Linked DNA regions of Homo sapiens: region 1 is linked to region 2. Evidence: chromatin loops called from intact Hi-C (ENCODE). Cell type or tissue: CD14-positive monocyte. All regions are shown on one strand. Links, peaks and the distances in the headings refer to the core of each region. The heading gives the core; the rest is flanking DNA.

Region 1 (2,913 bases), core at 93-2,592, 210 kb before region 2:
ATGGAAGGGCAGGAGGAGGTCCAAGCGACAAAGGCAGGCATGAGCATGGGGCCTGCATGCGTCTGGGTGTATGTGGACAGTGGGATGGGAGCTACCTGTGATCAGACCTGCTACATGGAGGCAAGCTGGGGGGTGCAAAGCCAGAGGAGACAGATGTGCAGGGGCAGAGGCAAGAGACATTTGGTGAGTGCAGAGGCCACAGCAATCTGGCTTTTTATCTCAGTGACTCTAAGGTCTGTCTTCAGGCTGATGGATGTGACAGCATGCCATCACTCGACAGATATTTACTGAGGTTCCCTCTTTGCTTGAGGAACTGTGGGGAATACAAAAATCAGAATATTCTGGACCTGCCCTCAGGGAGTTTATAATCGAGTCATTCCTTCAACTAATATTTCTTCAAGGACCTCTCTTTGCCAGGCTCTGCTAAGAATAATGGCAAATAATGGTTTCTTGGTCCCAGCCCTCGTGAGTTTATGGTCAAAGAGAAGAGACAGGCATATTATTTGACTAACTCCATTTCAAGTCAGACTGTGATGAATGTTGTGGCCAAGGTGGGAACAGAGACTTGTAGGAACACAGATAAGGGTGTGCTTAAGTCTGTCTGTGAGAATCACAGAAACTTCCAGGCACCTTCAAGGGCTCTAGAGCAGCACTGTCCAGTAGAACTTGCTGGAATGACAGGAATGTTCTTTACCTGCATTGTCCAGTGTGGTAGCCACATATGGCTGTTGAGCACTTGAGATGTGGCTAGAGTGACTGAGAAGCTGAATTCCTCATTTTAATCCATTGGAATTTAAATAGTCACATGTGATTAGTGGCCACCATATTGGATAGTGCAGCTGTAAAATGGTTAATAAAATGGTAGTGCAGATGACATGACTGGTGGTGCGATTTATGTGGAATGACATGTCTTCTTCCTTACAAAGGGCACTTTCCTTCTGTGCAAGGGTAGCAACATCCTAGAAGCCAGAGAAATAGCTGTTCCTTCAGTAATGCTATATCCCTTTGACCAACATCTCACTATCTTCATAGGCCACACACAGTGGGTGTATTGATTGATGCTGGCATAGACACACTGATAGGTAAAAAATGAAAAAGAATTTTAGATATAGAACGTCTTTTCTCCTCTTCTCTTCTAGTCTGAGTTCAAATCTCTCCTCTTCTGGCAATGTTTGGTCTTCCCTGGACCATCTTGGAGAGCTGAGAACCCTAAAAGCAGCACCAGCCTGCCCACCAGGGGGCAGCGCACGCACCATGAGGTTGTTCACTGGGCTTATCAAGATCTATCTGGCTAGGGTTGTTTTCCAAGGATTGGGAAGAATCGCTTCGGTCCTTCTTTGGAATTTGCTCTGAAGTCTTCTTCCCTTCATTGCTCCTGTTAGATGCTCCACAACAAGTGAAGAAATGAGGAAATAGATTTCTCTTCCCACATTAAAGCAAAGTTAATAAAATGGTCATGGGCACTGGAGAAGTCTTTGGCTTTGGTTTTGTTTATGCGATCATTTTTATGATAAAGATAGGAAAGGAAGAGTCCCAAAGCCAAGGCCATTGAGAGGAGATGAGTGGGGATTTCCACTCAAGGATGGCGAGTTGAATGCAGGGGTTAGCCTCCAGTCCCTCCTGAAACCCCACTAAAGCAACAACAGGGGAGGTATTTTGGAAGACATATAAACCTACGGAATGAAGAGAACAGAAGCAATGATAATAGCAATAAAATCTGAAAGTTTGGAAAGCAAATGTAAGTTTGGTAACTGTGATGGTGAATATTAGGTGTCAACTTGATGGGATTGAGGGTGGCTGGTAAGGTATTGTTTCTGGATGTGTCTGTGAGGGTATTGCCAGAGGAAATTGACATTGAAGTTGGTGGGCTGGGAGAGGAAAACCCACCCTTTATGTGGGTGGGCACCATCCAATCAGCTGCCAGCAAGGCTAGAGCAGAGCAGACGCAGAAGGAGAAGGTGCAATGAGCTGGCTTGCTGAAGCTTCTGGCCCTCCTTCTTCTTCCCATGCCAGACACTTGCTTCTGCTCCTCCTGCCCTTGGATATCAGACTCCAGGTTCTTTGGCCTTTGGACTCTGGGACTTGCATCAACAGTTTCCCTGAGGGTTCTCAGGCCTTTGGCTTAAAGGTTGCAATGTTGGCTTCCCTGGCTTTGAGGTTTTCGGACTTGAAGTGAGCCACTACCAGCTTCTCACTTTCCCCAGCTTGCAGATGGCCTATTGTGGGACTTTGCCTTGTAATCATGTGAGCCAATTCTCCCTAATAAACTCCCTTTTATATATACATGCATCCTATTGGTTCTGACCTCTGGAGAACCTGGACTAATACAGTAACTGATGCAACAGGGCTGAGAAAGCGGAACCATAAGCAGCCAGTGGGGCAAGCTAAAGTCAACCCAGTTGCTCATAAACTGGTGACACCAGAGACCTATGGAAGTGGGAATCAAGGTGGATCTACAAGCAGAAGGACAGATTAAACATCCTTCAGGTCCTTTTAAGAAGTAGTTAGATCTCCAGCCTTCCTCGCTTATTCTTCGATGTCAGGCGAGAGAAATGTTCGCATTCCAAACGTTGAGATCACTGGTCATTTTCCTGATCATGTTTCCAGAATAATGGTAATAAGGACTATAGCTTCCATGGGAGAGCCGTGAAGCCTTCACTGCAGCTCTTCCAATAGTATGAGAGGAAAGAGTCATACATACTGCCATCCAAGATTCCCCAGGGAAACGGCCCAAGCAGGTCACTGTGCTGAAGCCCAGACAAGCCCCATGTAAATGCACAGAGCTTACCATCAGCTGTTAGTGACCCATTATTCAATACGGGGAGATAGTTAAAGACCATTTGGTATTTGAGAACAGCCTCTAAGGCAGAACCAGAGAAAGGTGGAAAGTAACTCAGAGCTAACATAAGTTAT
Region 2 (2,913 bases), core at 140-2,639:
ATTATCTTTCATTTCCCCCATTCTGACACCTTTCAATGATTTGTTGACATCTGAAGAGTTATGGGCAATCTTAGAAGAGGCAGCTGGACTTTCCGCCCCCAAAGATACAAGCACAAAAAGGATTCCCATACAGCATCTGAAATAACTCTGTTCTTTGCAAATGGATATCCAAATCTGCATGTTAATAGGGACACTTTTATCTTTAAATATAACCTCAAAAAAAGAAGGGGGGACAGTATTCATTTAACTTGTTCACCGCCAACTCAAGAAAATGCACCTTTCCCTCAAAACCAGCGTTCCCTCCCTTGACCCATAAAACCAGAAAAAATGCAGATATGCTGAGTTTTCAAACATCTCATGTTTGCTGCAGTCCTCGTTCGAGGGAGAACAGCAGGAGAAATCCGAGCAAATGGCAAGAGGCCTCCACTGTTTCATCTGCTGCCAATGAGGTTTTAAGTGAGCATCACTGGAATAATGTCTATTAATAATTTGCACTTCTATAGCCCTTTCTTGAGGGTGTCTCTAAGTGCCCTCCCACGAACACAGGCCTCGCTTGCAGGGGAAGAGCTCGACACAGGAATGAACCTCCTGCCTTTGGGCACAGTGCCTCCCAGCTCCTGTCTCAGCACAGAGGCACTTTGTCTTTAAAACTCCAGCAAAATGGGGCCTGGGAGAGGTTTTTTTTGTTTTTTGGTTTTTTTTTTTTTTTGGATATATGTTTTATATATATATATATATATGTATACATTACGCAATTACAAATATAGGTCCCATGACACGCAGGATAAATATGGAATGCAATATCTTCAGATTATTTTCTTTCTCTATTTTTTCTGTCTCCTGCCTCCCCAACACACAAAATTTGAGGACTTTCGTTAACTATTTTAGTAGTCTATCAAACCAAGTGCCTGGTAGATTTCAGTATGGGGGAGTAGTGACAGTGGCCGCAAGAAAGGATCAGATGCAGCCACGATCGTTGTCAGAGATAAATAAACACGAAATAGTGAAGGAAAATGGGACAAGCACGCAGCAGTTTGCAGCCTGGACCAATCACAGTGATGCCTCTTGTGGTGGCCTGGAGCCCTCTGCACAGTCCGGAGAAAAGACTGCCGTGGGGATCGGTTTCTGTTCCGAGAGTACATAGCAGAGTGAGGCTGCTGGGGTTGAAGCCGCTTGTTTGAGTTTTCCAGCTCTAATCAGATCGTCCTCCAAAGAGGGAAGTCTCTAAGGAACCAGGAACACAGACCACATCTGCTGGTCACTTCTTTTCCCCCTCGTAGCTTCCAGCCACAGTCCCTCAATCAACAGCGCCCCTTACTGGCCAGAGGGTTGCAAACCCAGAGGGTACTGGGGTGTCTCAGATAACCGCTGGCAACCTGGAAATGGACATATCTGTATCATCCATCTCCAGTTATAGAATTTTGAACACACTATCGAGAGCAGCTGTTGCAATCCCAGCTCAAGTCTCACGGCCATCCCTCTGTCTTGAACTTGGTCTTGGCGAAGTCAGGTCTCTCTGTGGGAGTTTTATCATCAGGGGAGCTGCTTCTCCCAAGAAACCAATAACCACCAATACTGTGTGTGATCTTAGCAGATCCAAAGCTTCGAGAAGCCTTCATCAAGATCAGACATTGCGACAGGAGAATCCTGTTCCCTGCAAACAGGATGGATTTGGATTCTAAGTGGTTGAAGTCACAGAGCGGTCATTAAAATAACAAAGAGGCACTGGCCTTTTTCAAGCACCTTTCTGGACTTCTCCAAAGAAACCCTGCTGATGAGAGGGCACAGGGTTCATTAGCAATCATCTTGGGTCAGCTGATGACAGGAGTGAAGCCAAGGCTGGCACGGGCGACGACAGAGCAGGCGAGCAGAGTTGACCTGGGTTATTTTAGGTGAGGAGGTGGGCGCAGAGGGAGACAGAGAGGTGGAGGGAGTTTATTTTGGTTGAGGCACTTTATTTTGCTTTCTTGCTTGTGAGGATTCATTTCCCCTGGGTAATTTAAAGTTTGTAAGAACCTTGGAATTCCTTGGAGAGAAAGCACCATTGCAAATAAAGAGGCCACAGCACTAGTGATGGTGGAGAAAGTGGCCAATGCCGTATCTTTAGATGCTTGGGTTTTGGGTTGGGTAGAGTTTTTCGGCACGTTTGGGAAGTGGCTTCTTATATGCCCAGCTCTAGTTTGGGGGCTTCCCATGTGTTTTTGTGTCTAACATGTATTGTTCTCAGCACTGTGCTGATTTTCCATGTGTTCATTCATTTAATTCTCACAACAACCAAAATGCGTTAATTCATTCATTCTGAATCAACTTGTTTAATCAAGAGAATTTGACAATGCCCACCCCCTCTCCCTTGGAAAATAAGGGTTAGCCTAGCAGACTGCTCAGGGTCAGGCTTCTTAATCCCTTTCAATGCCATTGTCAATATATTGAACCCTATTCAGGAATCAGCAATGACTTTCCGTGCCTGCTCCATCAAGTCTCATTTCCTCTGCCTTGCTCAAAAAACCTTTTATAACCCTCTTTATAATGCTCCCACTTCCTCTTCTTCCAGCTGCACCTCTACTTCTCCAAACAAATGTAGAATCCCCATGGCAGTGAGTCGAGTGTCCTGGGTGAGGTGGGAGCTATTGTTCATAATCCATGTTGCTATTGCCCAGTAAGACACATTGCACCCCACAGAATATACCCATTGCCTTTTCTTCAACTTTGGGGGACATACCGAGTCTTCACTATACACAGAGTCTGCAGGTAGATAGAGATCTCTCAGTGGCTTTTCTAGGCAACTTGTTCCCGCTACCCCAGTAGGTATGGACATAACCTCAGCTCTCGACTCTCGGGGAGCACCATCTGGTCATCCATGTGAAAAGAAGAGACAACTCTACCCTGTTATAAAAACATGCCTGACACTTGGAA

Evidence for each region. A loop is a pair of places that touch in the nucleus more often than their neighbours do. Peaks named below come from ENCODE experiments on the same cell type or tissue, not always from the same donor. Only the 100,000 strongest peaks of a DNase experiment are listed, where the experiment ranks them.
Region 1: it touches region 2 in a loop (4-fold over the local background); 13 of 110 quality-filtered maps call a loop at or near these places.

Annotation. Positions count from the first base shown.
Region 1 is chr21:32,920,630-32,923,542 of GRCh38, forward strand. The region is part of intron 4 of LOC105377136 (a long non-coding RNA gene); the gene reads left to right. Among named protein-coding and RNA genes, the nearest start is that of LINC01690, 37 kb to the right of the region's middle. In CD14-positive monocyte, for the core only: CTCF peaks have their summits at 1,202 (motif pointing right) and 1,410; a DNase peak (open chromatin) is centred at 1,242.
Region 2 is chr21:33,126,195-33,129,107 of GRCh38, forward strand. No RefSeq gene overlaps it. Among named protein-coding and RNA genes, the nearest start is that of LINC01548, 43 kb to the right of the region's middle. In CD14-positive monocyte, for the core only: CTCF peaks have their summits at 1,316 (motif pointing left) and 1,518; a DNase peak (open chromatin) is centred at 1,287; H3K4me3 peaks cover 676 bases; H3K27ac peaks cover 325 bases; H3K27me3 peaks cover 1,113 bases.